Regions from separate parts of the Homo sapiens genome. Here region 1 is linked to region 2. A link is an interaction called in ENCODE POLR2A ChIA-PET data of the cell type or tissue named here. Cell type or tissue: GM12878. All regions are shown on one strand. Each heading gives the region's core, and the rest is flanking DNA. Links, peaks and the distances in the headings are about the cores only. Region 1 overlaps PIK3C2A (phosphatidylinositol-4-phosphate 3-kinase catalytic subunit type 2 alpha). Region 2 has its middle 32 kb from the start of NUCB2.

Region 1 (7,878 bases), core at 1,641-5,640, 85 kb after region 2:
ACATAGTTTAATTCAGCAAAGAAGAGATCACAAATCAGGCAGCCCCTGAAGCAGAATGGGTTCAGGGAGACTCCAGTGCAGCCATGTGGTGGAAGATTTATGGTCAGAAAAGGAAAGTGATGTACAGAAAATGGAAACGAGGTACAGAAGCAGCTGAATTGGTTATGGCTTGATGTTTGCCTTATTTGAACAGGTTTTGAACAGTTGGCCACCCTTGATTGGCCGAAACTTGGTGATTGGCACAAGAGTAGGTTACAGTTTGTTGTACACATCCAGTTAGGTTACAGTTCACTATGCATGGAGAAATTGTTAGGCTGAACTTAAAATGTGTTAGGAGGCAGGTTTAGGCTAAATTTAACAGTTGTAAACACAATTATTTGAGACATTGACTTAGAGGCTTGGCATGCACCTGTTATAAATGCTATAGATAGGATTTTGTTTTTGTTTTTGTTTTTTTTTTTTAGATGGAGTCTCACTCTGTCGCCCAGGCTGGAGTGCAGTGATGCAATCTTGGCTCACTGCAACCTCCACGTCTCGGGTTCAAGCAATTCTCCTCTCTCAGCCTCCCTCCTGAGTAGCTGGGATTACAGGCACCTGCCACCACACCCGGCAAATTTTTCTATTTTTAGTAGAGATGGGGTTTCACCATTATTGGTCAGGCTGGTCTTGAACTCGTGACCTCAGGTGATCCACCCACCTCAGCCTCCCAAAGTGCTGGGATGACAGATGTGAGCCACTGCGCCCGGCCCAGAATGGATTTTTGTATGAAAAAGTTCTAAGCCTTCTTGTTAGTGCTAAGATTTCATTTTGTTTGTGTACAGGAAGATAAAGTTTGGTTTTATGTAGACCAAAATAGGGAGATAAACTGAACACTGGTAATAGGCTGACTTTGGAAATCCATGGCACAATTCATTGGCACGGAGCTTTTAATTTTTCACACACCATTCATCTCTACTTACAAACTTTTCCCTGATATTTTTTATTGGAAAATAATATTGCAATGCCTATTCTTTATAATTACTTCACATGCTTAAGTGTTCATTTCCTGTAAGAATTTTGTGCTTTGTGGTAAAAACTCAACACAGAGGGTATTTTTCTTCTCACTCAGCAAGCTTACTTCCTGTTTCCATCTAGTGTCCTTTGTTTTATTAATAATAACCTAAATACATTAGTTCCAATTTTTTGTGACCAAAACCAGTAAAAGACATAATACTTAAAACTGTCTTCTGGAAATTTAAGTTTAAATCAGGCTTTTAGTTAATAGCTGTGAATTTAACTACTTTGAGCAGATTTCAAAGAATTTTATAATAGATCAAATTATTGTCATAGAGGTGGCTTTGCAAAGTTCTTTGGTTGTAAACTCTTTCTAAAAGTTAATTGTATTAACATTTTAAACATATCCCCATTGGCAAAATGTCTATTATTAATTTTAAAGAAGAGCAAAAGTTAAACAAAATGTGATTTTCATAGTCTGACTGAGTATATTTGAACAGTAAATATAAGTTTCTTTGGGAAAAAGTCCAATTAAGGATGTAACCAACTTTCTTCTGAAAAGTAATATGTATTTAATGTTTAAAGTGCATTTATTGAAAACTTGGTGTTGTGTTCCATATAATTTCTGGGTAATGTGGCATGAACCTTGAACTTGTATAGGTATAAATCTTCCCCATATTCTTGTAACTACTTTACAGAGTATTAATGATAAATTTTTGTGAATTATTTTAAACCTTCACCACTTTCCTTAAACCTCCAAACTCACCTCTGCCAACTCTCTACCATTTTTTTTCTTTTAAATTGAGGTCAAGGCCATCCATGTGTGAACTGCTCACCTCACATTTCCCTCATCTTTCTGGTTTGAAAGGAAGAGATGTTCCTTCCCTTTTCCAAAACTTAACTGTTTTTTTTGTTCCTGTTTGTTCCTGTCTTCCCCAAAGTTATTACTGTTTGTTTGTTTGTTTTGTTTTGGTTTGGTTTTGTTAAGGCAGGGTCTTGCTCTGTCATCCAGGCTAGAGTGTAATGGTGCAACCTCGGCTAACTGCAACCTCTGTCTCCTGGGTTCGAGCCATCCTCCTGCCTCAACCTCCTGAGTAGCTGGGACTACAGGGGCATGCCATCATACCTAGCTAAGTTTTGTATATTGTGTAGAGATGGGGTTTCACTATGTTGCCTAGGCTGGTCTCCATCTCCTGGACTAGAGCTATCCACCTGCCTCCCAAAGTGCTAGGATTACAGATATGAGCTACCACACCTGTCCTTAAAGTTATTACTCTTTAAAAAGGAATTTGTACTCACTGCCTTTCCAGTCTCTTGCTCTCCTTCTGTTATTCCCATTATGTTATAGAATTGCCAATCCCTCGACCATATTCACCATTTAGCCCTTTTGCTTATTTTTTAAAAATTGACTACATCCTTTTCTTGAAACTTCTGTTGCCCTGGGTAAATCTACTTCCTATTTTTCTTCCTGTGATTTTTGACTCCTTTTTCTTTGTCTAGCCTTTAAACATAGGCATTCCTCCAAAGGTTTTGTTCTTGGTTGTTTTTAATAATGCTTTACTTGTTTTCCCTTGGCCAGTGCTTTATTCTTGAGGCTCCAATTTACTTAAATTGAAAGCTACTGATCTAGACCCTTGTAGTAATGTGACTCCTTGGCTGTCTATGCTCGAGATGCTGTGATGGTTAATTTTATGTTTCAGCTTGACTAGGCCATGAGGTGTCCAGATATCTGATCAGACATTATTCTGGGTATTTCTATGAGCGTGTTTTTGGGTCAGATTAATGTTTGAATTGGTCAGCTGGATAAAGCAAATTCCCTGCTTAATGTGAGTGAGCCTCATCCAATTAGTTGAAGGCCTGCAGAATGACCCTCCCAAAAGTAAGGGGGAAACTCCTCCTGCTTGACTGCTTTGAAGCTGGAACATCAATTTTTTTCCTACCTTTGGACTAAAACAGAAGCATTGGCCCTTCCTGCGTTCTGCAACTGCACCATTGCTCTCCTTTGTCTCCAGCTTGCCAGCTGCAGATCTGGAGACTTGTCAGCTCATAATTGCATAAGCCATTCCATATATACGAAAATAAAGAGATGTCCCAGTTCTGTGCCTCACAGATACAGGCCCTTATGTCTCCTTTAGCTTCCCAAAGAGACTGTTTCCTCTTAATGGAGCTTGACCCAAAGACTACTGACTGAGAATTTGCTGTCTCAGTGATCCTGATGGATGCTGACAGCAGTTAACAGAGAGAGTGAGTTCCCTGTAAAAAATTACAGAAATTGGATGATCACTAAATCTTTGTTTCTAGCTCTGGAATAGAATATTTCTGGAGTAGAACATTTCTAGACGATGACCTAAACATCTACATGGATTTTCAAACACAACATATTTACTAGAGAACTTTGTATCTTCCCCTGCAAACTTCTTTCTTTGTTCCAGGTATTGGCTAATGCATTGGCAGTGTTTTCTTATTGATTATCATATATCTCTTTCATTTGTTAAAAAATGTGTGTGGTTATACAGTGTGAGGATTGCACATACTAATCATTTGTGGACTTCACCATTAAAGAACTTGGGCTAGAAAGGGGAGACAAGATGTGAATGTGTATAAATGCAGTACAAAATAGAAAGTCTTGAGTGCCACAGAAGAAAAGTCTGTGCAAGATCCATGGAGAAAAGAGATGATTTGATGCTTTGGTTTGTTTGTGTGGAGTTTGGAAGTGGGGTGGGAGTATGGGTGAAGGGAATAGGTGTAAAATATATGTATTTTTTATTCCAGAAAGAGCAGAGGGAAAAACCCAAAACTGTTAATGTTTGAGGTGAAATATTGGCAGCCTAGCTATTTTTTACCCTTTACAGACTTTAACATTTGAGTTAACTTTCCAGATTCTATTATTACCTTGATGTGTGACTAGATAATTATTATATTCAGTTTTTGTTAATTCAAACTCGTAACTTGAATAAAAGGAAAGACCTAATTCACGAGAGACACAGCAAAAAATACAACTATTATTATTTTTTTTAAATCCTAAAATGCCACCTAAGGAGATTCAGAATCTGTTTTTAAAATAAGTAAAACATGAAGAACAGTTCTTCAGGGAAAGATGATTCTTGGGTCAAGCAAAGCTTTAGGTTTTCCCAGCACTGCTCCCACAAAGGTCACAACGTTGTTTTTCACATTGTGTTTTTAAGGATTTTTAAGGATATTCTTTTGAGAGACAGATTAGCATGGTGATTAAGCATGTGACATTGAAGCCAGACTGCCTGGGTTGAAATTCACACTCTGCCTATATTAGCTGTATGACCTTGTGAGTTAATTAACTCATCTGTGCCTCATTTTTTCCATAAAATGGGAGTAATAATAGTTCCCACCTATTAGAGCTTTTTTGATAAATAAGTATATAAATGAATGCCTGTAGATATATAATTATATATATATATATTTATTATTATTATTATTTTTTTTTGAGACGGAGTTTTGCTCTTATTGCCCAGGCTGGAGTACAATGGCACGATCTCGGCTCACTGCAACCTCCGCCTCCCGGGTTCAAGTGATTCTCCTGCCTCAGCCTCCCGAGTAGCTGGGATTACAGGCATGCACCACCACGCCCGGCTAATTTTGTATTTTTAGTAGAGATGGGGTTTCTCCAGTTGGTCAGGCTGGTCTTGAACTCCCGACCTCAGGTGATTTGCCTGCCTCGGCGTCCCAAAGTGCTGGGATTACAGGCATGAGCCACCGTGCCCAGCCAAAAATTAATAGATTTTTGACACATGTGGTGAAGGAAGTTTAAGAGGAAGGTGAAGGGAAAAGTCCAGAGGCAGGATAGCTTGATTTGTGTTTTATAGGAACAGGATATGATTCAAGCTAACTGGAACATAGAAATCTTTAGGGAGATTCTGGGAAATAAGATTGGATTAGATTGTGGCAGATTTGGAGTGTGAAACCAGAGGATTTGCTAGGAAATATAAAATCCCATTCTTTAGAGTAATATAGTCTATTTGTCATAGTGGTTGCTTCTGTAATACAAATTGATTGATATGTGATTGGTAACTATGAGACTGAGGTCAATACAATGGGGAAGTAGCATTAGTTCAGACGTAATCTTTCCCGGCATATTAACTTTTTGAAATAATCAGAAACAAACTTCTCACAACCTAAGGGAAAGCTTTAGCACTATATGAAGATATTAGGAAAACACTGAGAATCCTGCAGAAGTGTCCTCTTATTAATGAAAATGAGTGGCTTCAAGAACAGTTTCACATTCCACAGTATTAATCTGTCAGCTATAACGATGTTTGCAGACCAAGAGGCTGCAAAAACATTTCTCTTTGAATTTTTTTTTTTTTTTTTTTTTTGAGACAGAGTCTCACTTTGTTGCCCAGGCTGGAGTGCAGTGGCACGATCTCAGCTCACTGCAACCTCTGCCTCCCAGGTTCAAGCAATTTTCCCGCCTCAGCCTCCTGAGTAGCTTGAATTACAAGCACTTGCCACCACGCCTGGCTAATTTTTGTATTTTTAGTAGAGACAAGGTTTCACCATGTTGGCCAGGCTGGTCTTGAACTCCTGACCTCAGGTGATCCGCCTGCCTTGGCCTCCCACAGTGGTACTGTACTTTTAACTTCATTGCAATTGGTGTTGACTAGAAGCATATGTCCTGAAGAATTCATATCTCAAATGAGGAAACAAGAGCCCCAGGGTTTTAGGCTTCAAAGGATGAAATGCTAGGTGCAAATGGGAGCAGACATTTAACTGTGCTAGTATTTTTATAAGGTCCTATTATCGTTTTAGTTAGGGCTTTGATTACAGAGTTATATTGATATAAAAAATTATTTTTATTTTTAGAGATGGGGCTTCACTGTGTTGCTTGGGCTGGCCTCGAACTTCTGGGCTCAAGTGACCCTCTTAATTTAGCCTCCTGGGTACCTGGGACTACAAGTGTGCAATGCCACACCTGGCTACATTGATATTCAGTAGTCTACCTTAACTCTCTTTTCCCCAGGAGACTTGTTACTTTTAATTGTGGTTTTGTAGCACTCGAAGTATTTATTTTTTTCTCCAAATGTGTATATCACATTCTAGCAGAAAGGGCTCTGACATGTTTTAAAGGAAGGAAACTCATAAAGGAATTGTTGACCTAAATTTTCAGTTTAATTTTCTCACACAGAATCATCTTGTGTGCTGAGGCAGGCAGATTGCTTGAGCCCAGGAGATTGAGATCATCCTGGGCAACATGGTAAAACCCCGACTCTACAAAAAATACAAAAATTAGCCAGGTGGGGTGGCCCATGCCTGTAGTCCCAGCTACTTGGGAGGCTGAGGTGGATCACCTGACCTCAGGAGGTCAAAGCTGCAGTGAGCCATTGTTGAGTGACTGTGCTCTAACCTAGGTGACAGAATGAGTCCTTGTCTCAAAAAACAAAGAAAAAAAAGTCTTTTTGTGTGCCATAGTCATTGAAATCTGTTATAGCTCTTGAAATATACGCACTTTGTTCTCACTGAATTTTGAATTGAGAATGTTCCAATTCTAATTTTAAAGGGAATTTATATTTGAAATTTGCACCAAATCAAGTTATTTTTATGTAGTGTCAAAACACTCTCAATGGACTCTGCTGTTTGGCTATGCTTGGGTGGTGAATTGATCTCCCTGAAAGCTGTAAACAGTTTTTGACCAGACGTAAACTTAGCTTTTTAGGGATTGTGAGGATGTTAGTATAAGTTTATTAACCTAGAAAATGCCCATTCTCTTACATAAAAAACCATCTTTCTTGGGATTTGGGTCCTAGTTGAATATATAGAATTTCTGGCTGATTAGAAGAGTCCCAAATGGGCTTGATCTCTTCATATTCTTAAAACAGAGAGTCCTTTAATTTCATTTAGTTGTAAAATTTCTAAAGTGTCTATTTTAGGAATATTTTGAATGGAAAGGTCTTTAGCATTCCATTCTTACTGACCGGTATAGCCTGTTTCTACTATTGAGCAAGTAAAACCAAGGAACGAAAATAAGGCTTAGTTGACATTACTTTTACAAAGATAGAAATATATAATTTAAAAATTTGTTATTGATATGATTTATTTTACCTCCATTGCTTTGTACATATTTTCATAAAAATGTGTTTGTGCTGTGCTGCTATGTAGCATTTTGTGGATCTTCCACTTTTAAAATAAAAACACTTTTTTAATTACAGAAAGACCCAAATGGGACCAGTAGTTTGCCAACTGGAAGTTCTCTTCTTCAAGAAGTTGAAGTACAGAATGAGGAGATGGCAGCTTTTTGTCGATCCATTACAAAGTAAGGAATTTTTCTTTATAAATGTTCATTTGAAAAATTCACTTGAAAACCAGTTTAGTGCTAATAATTCTAAAATTTTAAAAATTTTAATTATTTTCTTCTTGTGGCTAACATTTCAAGTCAAAGAGTTAATTGGCACGTTATCACAAACCACAGTTGAACTTGTATCTTCACCTGTTAGATTTCTTAATATTTGGAAGAAAAAATTGAGGTCAGACAGTAGACTTCTGATACTGTAATAACCAGTGAAAAATATGACTTACCTGTAAGCTTCAGTACACTTAAAAAATACCTACTTTTGTTTTAGAGAGACTTAATTTTGCTGTAAACTTTCTAGCATTCAAAATACTGTTCAACATATTTAAGAGATGATATTATAATAGGCAAGTTTAGAAGAGCAAATATATTTTCTGAAGTTTAGAAAAACACATTTATAGAATGTTCTCTCAATCTTAAATGTGTCTAACATTCATTATAGGTGAGGAAACTGAGACTCAGAGAAGTAACCTAACAAACTTTACTTGGCTAGTCAGTAATATCAGTAGTAGAACCAACTCTCTTTTGCTTCTGGTTAAGCATGTTTTCTTCCCATTATATCACTA
Region 2 (7,878 bases), core at 2,487-6,486:
CCTTGTCAATATAGCAAGATCCCATCTCTATTAAAAAAAAGGAAAGAAAATTTTTTAAAAATTAGGCCAGGCGCAGTGGCTGACGGCTATAATCCCAGCACTTTGGGAGGCCAAGGCGGGTGGATCACTTGAGGTCAGGAGTTTGAGACCAGCCTGGCTAACATGGTGAAACCCTGTCTCTACCAAAACATACAAAAATTTACAGGGCATGGTGGCATGTACCTGTAGTCCTAGCTACTTAGGAGGCTGAGGTGGGAGAATTGCTTGAACCCAGGAAGCGGAGGTTGCAGGAAGCCAAGATCACACCACTGCACTCCAGCCTGGGTGACAGAGTGAGACTCTATCTCAAAAATTTTAAAAAATTAAATTAAATTTAAAAAGAACTACAAACCCATAGACTGGCCTGTGACCTATGAGATGGGCATAATAAAAGTTACATAAGGCAATCTGGCTCTCTGTGTCTCAAATTTGAAATTTGGGAATTTTTTTTTTTTTTTTGAGACGCAGTCTCGCTCTGTCACCTTGGCTCACTGCAATCTCCACCTTCTGGGTTCCAGCCATTCTCCTGCCTCAGACTCCCGAGTAGCTGGGACTACAGGCACGTGCCACCATGCCTAGCTATTTTTTAAAATTATTATTTAGTACAGACGGGGTTTCACCATGTTGGCCAGGCTGGTCTTGAACCCCTGACCTCAGGTGATCCACCCGCCTCAGCCTCCCAAAGTGCTGGGATTACATGTGTGAGCCACCACGCTTGGCCAATTTGGGAAAATGTTAAGAGATTCACCAGTTGGCAGCAGGGGGAAATATAAAAAGACACAGAGAAACAAAGAGAGCTGCAGAAATCTCATGAATGGGGTAATAAGTAAAAATGGATGATAAAATAACCTTGCATTCTGAAGGATGGTTGGTATTAGATTTCTGTGAAACTCTCTCTCCCTTAGTGCTGCATATATCCTCCATTCGAGAACTACAAACAAGGCCGGGCGTGGTGGCTCATGCCTGTAATCCCAGCACTTTGGGAGGCCGAGGCGGGTGGATCACTTGAGGTCAGGAGTTTGAGACCAGCCTAGCCAACATGGCAAAACCCCATCTCTACTAAAAATACAAAAATTAGCTGGGCGTGGTGGCTTGCAACTGTAGTCCTAGCTACTCAGGAGGCTGAGACAGGAGAATCGCTTGAACCTGGGAGGTGGAGGTTGCAGTGAGCAGAGATGGCACCACTGCACTCCAGCCTGGGTGACAAAGCGAGACTCTGTCTCCAAAAAAAAAAAGAACTACAAACAGCTGGGCACAGTGGCTTATGCCTTTAGTCCCAGCCTGCTTGGGTGATGACTACAAAAATTATTAATGTATTAATATTCGAACCTTCACATTAATACATTATATGTTCAAACCTTCTACATTAATACGTTAACTCTCAAACCCTCTAATGAAAGTTCAGTTTTTTCAGGTTGGTTCCTAGACTTTTTTTTTTTTTTTTTTTTTTTTTTTGAGGTGGAGTCTTGCTCTGTCACTCAGGCTGGAGGGCAGTGGCACGATCTTGGCTCACTGCAACATCTGCCTCCTGGGTTCAAGTGATTCTCGTGCTTCAGCCTCCCATGTAGCTGGAATTACAGGCGTGAGTCACCACACCCAGCTAATTTTTGTATTTTTAGTAGAGACAGGGTTTCACTATGTTGGCCAGGCTAGTCTCGAACTCCTGACCTCACGTGACCCACCCGCCTTGGCCTCCCAAAGTGCTGGGATTACAGGTGAGAGCCACCGTGCCCAGATGGTTCCTAGACTTTTATGTTGCAGAATCAAGGAAAAGAGTAAAGAGAATCAGATGGAGAATGAGGAATCTGTTTCTCCAAGTCTGAAATTTTCTCGCTGGAGAAAATGTTGAAAGGAGACTGAAGGAAAGGCTGGGGCAGAAGATTCTTCAGCTACTTAAGCTAGTTGAGTTCAAAGTTGAGCGTGAGAGAAAAATTGAGTGAGAGAACAGTTGCTCCTAAGGGTGAAGAGTACTGAGTGAGGCAGAGGTATGAAGGAAACTTAGATTTTTTTTCTGTATCCTTTCCTTTTTTTTTTTTTTTTTGAGACAGAGTCTTGCTCTGTGGCCCAGGCTGGGGTGCAGTGGTACAATCTCAGCTCACTGAAACCTCTGCCTCCAGGATTCAAGCAATTCTCCCGCCTCAGCCTCCCAAGTAGCTGGGATTACAGGCATGTGCCACCATGCCTGGTTAATTTTTTTGTATTTTTAGTAGAGACGGGTTTTCACTATATTGGCCAGGCTGGTCTCAAACTCCTGACCTTGTGATCCGCCCGCCTCGGCCTCCCAAAGTGCTGGGATTACAGGCGTGAGCCACCGTGCCCGGCCGTGAACATTTTTTAGATGGTTTTTATTAATTAATTGAAATTGTGCCTACTTATACTCCCTCACTTTATGGTGACATGTTCTTGTACAGGTTACCTCCTCTGTGCATCAATTTCCTCCTCTGTAAAATGAGAGTAAGAAAAATACCCATACTATTGCTCAGATTGTTGTGACAATTATCCAGTAGGACAGAGGTAAAATGTGGCACCTGGAAGAGGGTCATCTCTCAACAAAGGTCTGCAATTATCATCTCCTTAAGGACCCTCATTTTACAGATTAGACATTTGAAGCAAAGAGAGGTTAGGCATCCTGCTCAAGGGTCAGAGCCAGGACTTAAAGCCAGGCTTCTGCCTCCAACCCACCCTCTTAACTATTCTCTCTGTGCTGCCTAAACCGGTTCTGGAACCGAGGCCTCTGAAGCTTCCACTGCCTCCACAGAGGATTTTCTGGGCCCTCCTTTTATCATTAGCTTTGGATTTAAGCTGTTTAGTGCATCAGAATGGCTGAGGCTGGCATGTGCTTGGAATATGAGTATCTGCCATTTTCAGCTTGTAGAGTGGGAAGTGACTCTGCCTCTTTCAAGTCTCACCAAGATTCTCCTAACCTAAGAAGTGAGCTTAGAAGCTGAGCAGCCAATGGCCAGGTGTAGTGGCTGACACCTGTAATCCCAACTTTTGGGATGCCAAGGCGGGCGGATCACCTGAGGTCAGGAGTTCGAGACCAGCCTGGACAACATGATGAAACCCGTCTCTACTGAAAAAAAAGAAAAAAAAAAAAAGCCGGATGTGGTGGCCCGCACCTGTAGTCCCAGCTTCTCAGGAGGATGAGGCTGGAGAATCACTTGAACCCAGGAGCCGCAGGTTGCAGTGAGCTGAGATTGTACCACTGCACTCCAGCCTGGGTGACAGAGCGAGACTCCTGTCTCAAAAAAAAAAAAAAAAAAAAAAAAGAAGCTGAGCAGCAAAGGGAGAAATGCCCACTCTTACCACTTCCTTTGTAGTCCTTTCTCAAGGAGAAAGTGAAGCTTGGTGGTTAGGAGCATAGAATCAGGAGCAAACCGCCTAGGCTCTGCTCCTTACTAGCCATATGTCCTCAGGCAATTTACTTATCTCTCTGTGCCTCAGTTTCCTCATTTGTAAAATAGAGATAATAGGTTACTTACCATAGAGTTCTTAAAATGATTAAATGACTTAATATTTATTTGCAAGTACTTATAACAGTGCCTGGCACTACTAAGCGTTATATAAATATTACATAAATATAGAAATCATAGAAATTTTTAAATGAGTCATTTTGTCATGCAGTTTATCCCTTTTCTAGTAATATGTTCAGATACACTAATGTTAAATATATAATAACTTTAAAACTTTCTCAAAGGAAGAAGGGTGGGGAGGGATATAATATATTTAGAAAACACAGATGGGGTTTCTTTTCTCTACAGTTCCCTTCCTCATCCCCGAGTTGTGTGGAACTATGGTTGAGGATACCTGACATTTCTACTCATGTGCCTATGCACAGGACTGATTTATGTTTGGCTACTATTATAAGATCTCCTTCCATACCTGCCTTGTCTTCCGGAGATGCCCCTCCCTAATGCTTGAGCCAACTCCTTTGCCTCAGTCCTGCTCCCAGGCCCTACACTCATGGGATGATCTCCAAGGTGCAGAATACCTGCCTTGCTAACTACACAGATGGGCCAGGCATGGTCTCTGCTCACAGGTCACTCGTATACCAAGAGGATCAGTACTGCTTGGTCTTGAAAACAGGCATTTTTGCTGTGTATGAGAACTTGACCTGCTTTCATGTGGTTCCCTAGAAATAATTACATCCACACTTCTGACCACAATCAGTTACTTATGACTTATATTAAGCCACCCAGGGAAATAATCATTTCCTTAGAAGAAGTTATGTTATGACCAGCCTGGCCAACATGGTGAAACCCTGTCTCTACTAAAAGTACAAAAATTAGCTGGGCATGGTGGTGCATGCCTGTAATCCCAGCTACTCGGGAGGCTGAGGCAGGAGAATCATTTGAACCCAGGAGGCAGATGTTGCAGTGAGCTGAGATCGTGCCACTGCACTCCAGCCTGGGTGACAGAATGAGAACCTGTCTCAAAAAAAAAAAAAAAAAAAAAAAGAAAGAAGAAGTTATGTTAGCTTAATGTTTTATGTAGTTTATGTTTATTTTGGTTACAATTTCATACATATAGCAGGAAAGCTCATCTCTGGAAAGAATTTCAAGCCGCATGACATTATGGAAAATGCTCCTGTCCTGGAAGTCAGACACCTTGGAGTTTAATCCTAGCTCTGCTTCTGTGTAACCAGGGGAGAGTTGCTTCACCTCTTGGGTCCGCTCTTATTTTTCGATGCTCTTTTTGATGGTAAATAGTTTTTGATGCTCTCAAAATCAAAAGCAGGCTTTTACTGAATCAATGAAATGTGGGGACTAGGTACCAGCTAGTCCAATCCCTCATTTTTTTTTAACTCAATGTTTTGTTTTGTTTGTTTGTTTTTATTATTATTATACTTTAAGTTTTAGGGTACATATGCACAACGTGCAGGTTTGTTACATATGTATACATGTGCCATGTTGGTGTGCTGCACCCATTAACTCGTCATTTAACATTAGGTATATCTCCTAACACTATCCCTCCCCGCTCCCTCCACCCCACAACCGTCCCCAGTGTGCGATGTTCCCCTTCCTGTGTCCATGTGTTCTCATTGTTCAATTCCCACCTATGAGTGAGAACATGCGGTGTTTGGTTTTTTGTCCTTGCGGTAGTTTGCTGAGAATGATGGTTTCCAGCTTCATCCATGTCCCTACAAAGGACATGAATTCATCCTTTTTTATGGCTGCATAGTATTCCATGGTGTCTATGTGCCACATTTTCTTAATCCAGTCTATCATTGTGGCACTATTCACAATAGCAAAGACTTGGAACCAATCCCTCATTTTACAGGGAAGAAAAGGGAGGCTAATGTTGATAAACTGGTTCACCATGGTCAGACATCTAGCTGAAATCAAAGTGAAGACTATGTGATGAAGAATTATTCTTTGTTGCTTGCTAGGCCCCAAGCCATTGTGTGCCTGTTGGTTATTATGAAGCAGCCAACAATATTATGCTTAGCTTATTACACAGTTTTCCCCCTTTATTTAGACAGTTCCCTTTGAAGAAAAGAAAGCCCTTGGATTTGTTGTGATTTGCTTTGAGGGATTACAAGCTTTTATCTTAAGTGTTTTGTAATAATTAAAACTTTGAACAGCTTTAAGCATTATTTGGGGGATACAAAAAATTGAGTAAAACTTTCTGAGATGAAAATTTTCTGTTTTATAATTCAATAAGACATTTAGCTTGCAGGAAAAGGGAATATTAAAATGCCTTCATTTGGATTTAAGAATTATAACAGGATTTCCTTTGTGAGAGGAAAAACCACAGTGGCAAGTTTGAGGACTTGAAGGATTTTATTTTTGTAATTAAGTGATAGTTTATTAGCACAGTGGTAATTGTTTCTTCTGACACATTGTACTTTATTCTCATATAACACCATTCATCTAAAGATTACAGATGAATTTTAATCTTGTCTATAACTAAGTTTCACATAATCCATTCATTTTCTTTCTTTTTTAAATTATTTTTTATTTTTTAGACACTGTCGCTCTGTTGCCCCAGGCTGGAGTGCAGTGGCATGATCTCAGCCCACTGCAACCTCTCCCTCCAGGTTCAAGCAATTCTCCTGCCTCAGCCTCCCAAGTAGCTGGGATTAAAAGCATTTGCCGTGACGCCTGGCTAATTTTTGAATTTTTAGTAGAGACAGGGTTTCACTATGTCGGCCAGGCTGGTCTCAAACTCCTAACCTCAAGTGATCTGCCCGCCTCGGCCTCCCAAAGTGCTGGGATTACAGGCATGAGAAACCGCACCTGGCCAATCCATTCATTTTCATTTATCTCTCTCATTTTTTCAGATGAGCAAATATAAATTTTGAAAAATAAGATACTCTCAAATGCCCTGAATTGCCTGTCTCTTATTTCAGCAAATTCAAGTCTGAATATAGCTTGTAAATGTTATCTATTCAAATTCAGCCTCGCCTGTAACAGCAGTGATGATACCATTATGCTAGCTGCCAGTTCAGGGTCTATCAGACTCTGCCTCTCTAAACCAAATAGTTTGAAGCTACCTGGTGCTAAAGCAATCATTCACCCTCCTCTCAGGCTATTTTCTCACTTATCCAGCTCCTGCCCAGTAAGTTCACCAAGCAATTTCTTTCTTTCTTTTTTTTTTTTTTTTTAAGAGTTGGAGTCTCACTCTGTCTCCCAGACTGGAGTGCAGTGGCTCAATCACAGCTCACTGCAGCCTCAAACTCCTGGGCTCAAGAGGTCCTCTGGCCTCAGCCTCCCAAGTAGCTGGGAATAGAGGTGCATGCCACCATGCCCAGCTACACTGACCAGATTCGATTCAGCTGTCTCTGCTTCTGCCTTTGAGCCTCCCCGAGGTTCTCTCTCAGCTTCAGTCTACCTCAGGCAAGACACCTGGCTTAAGCAGCCATTTAGCTAGTGCTGGTCCTGCCCTGGCCCAAAGAGAGGGAGATTTGGACACCTATTACTGCCCTATCCTGACCCATGTCTAGGTATAAAGGGACAAAGACGAACAAAACAAGTCAAAGGCTTGCTCTAAGTCTCTAGATATAGAGGGCCTAAACAGCAAGCATTAGGTTCTGAATTGGACATTTATGACCTTCAAAATAGAAGGGATGATAAATATTATGGATGAATCCTTGTTGAAAACAGAAGTATGGCCAGGCGCAATGGCTCATGCCTGTAATCCTCGCACTTCGGGAGGCCAAGGCCAGAGGATTGCTTTAGCCCAAGAGTTCAAGATTGTGGTAAACTATGATTGGGCCATAATGTTTTCCATCCTGGGTGACAGGAAGGAAGGAAGGAAGTGAGGGAGTGAAGGAGGGAGGGGAGGGGAGTGAAGAGGGGAGAGAGGGAGGAAAGGAAGGAAGGGGAGGAAGAGAGAGAGAAAGGAAGAAAGGAAGGAAAGGAAGGAGGGAAGGAAGGAGAAAGAGGAAGGAAGGAAGAGGAGGGAAGGAGGGAAAGGAAGGGAAGGAAGGAAGGAAAGAAAGAAAGTAGAAGTGTAACTGGAAGTGTTGATGGTTGTTTGCAGCTTTGCTGCTCAAAGTGTGACCCAGCAGCATCAGTATCAATTGAGAGCTTGTTAGAAATTTGGCATCTCAGGCTGGGAGCAGTGGCTCTTGCCTGTAGTCCCAGCACTTTGGGAGGCTGAGGCGGGTGGATCACTTGAGGTCAAGAGTTCAAGACCAGCCTGGGCAACATAGTGAAACCCTGTCTCTACCAAAAATACAAAAATTAGCTGGCTGTGGTAGTCCATGCCTGTAATCCCAGCTACTCGGGAGGCTGAGGCAGGAGAATCGCTTGAACCTGGGAGGCAGAGGTTGCAGTGAGCCACGATCTCACCACTGCACTCCAGCCTGGGCAACAGAGAAAGACTCTTTCTCAA

Evidence for each region. Peaks named below come from ENCODE experiments on the same cell type or tissue, not always from the same donor. Only the 100,000 strongest peaks of a DNase experiment are listed, where the experiment ranks them.
Region 1: POLR2A ChIA-PET joins it to region 2 with 6 read pairs; 3 of 35 experiments call an interaction of 5 or more read pairs at or near these places.

What each region holds. Positions count from the first base shown.
Region 1 is chr11:17,154,924-17,162,801 of GRCh38, reverse strand. PIK3C2A (phosphatidylinositol-4-phosphate 3-kinase catalytic subunit type 2 alpha) reads left to right here. Exons shown (of 33, transcript NM_002645.4): 3 at 7,173-7,276. Among named protein-coding and RNA genes, the nearest start is that of PIK3C2A, 49 kb to the left of the region's middle. In GM12878, for the core only: no CTCF peak of the experiment used is centred there; no DNase peak of the experiment used is centred there.
Region 2 is chr11:17,240,495-17,248,372 of GRCh38, reverse strand. No RefSeq gene overlaps it. Among named protein-coding and RNA genes, the nearest start is that of NUCB2, 32 kb to the left of the region's middle. In GM12878, for the core only: no CTCF peak of the experiment used is centred there; a DNase peak (open chromatin) is centred at 4,172.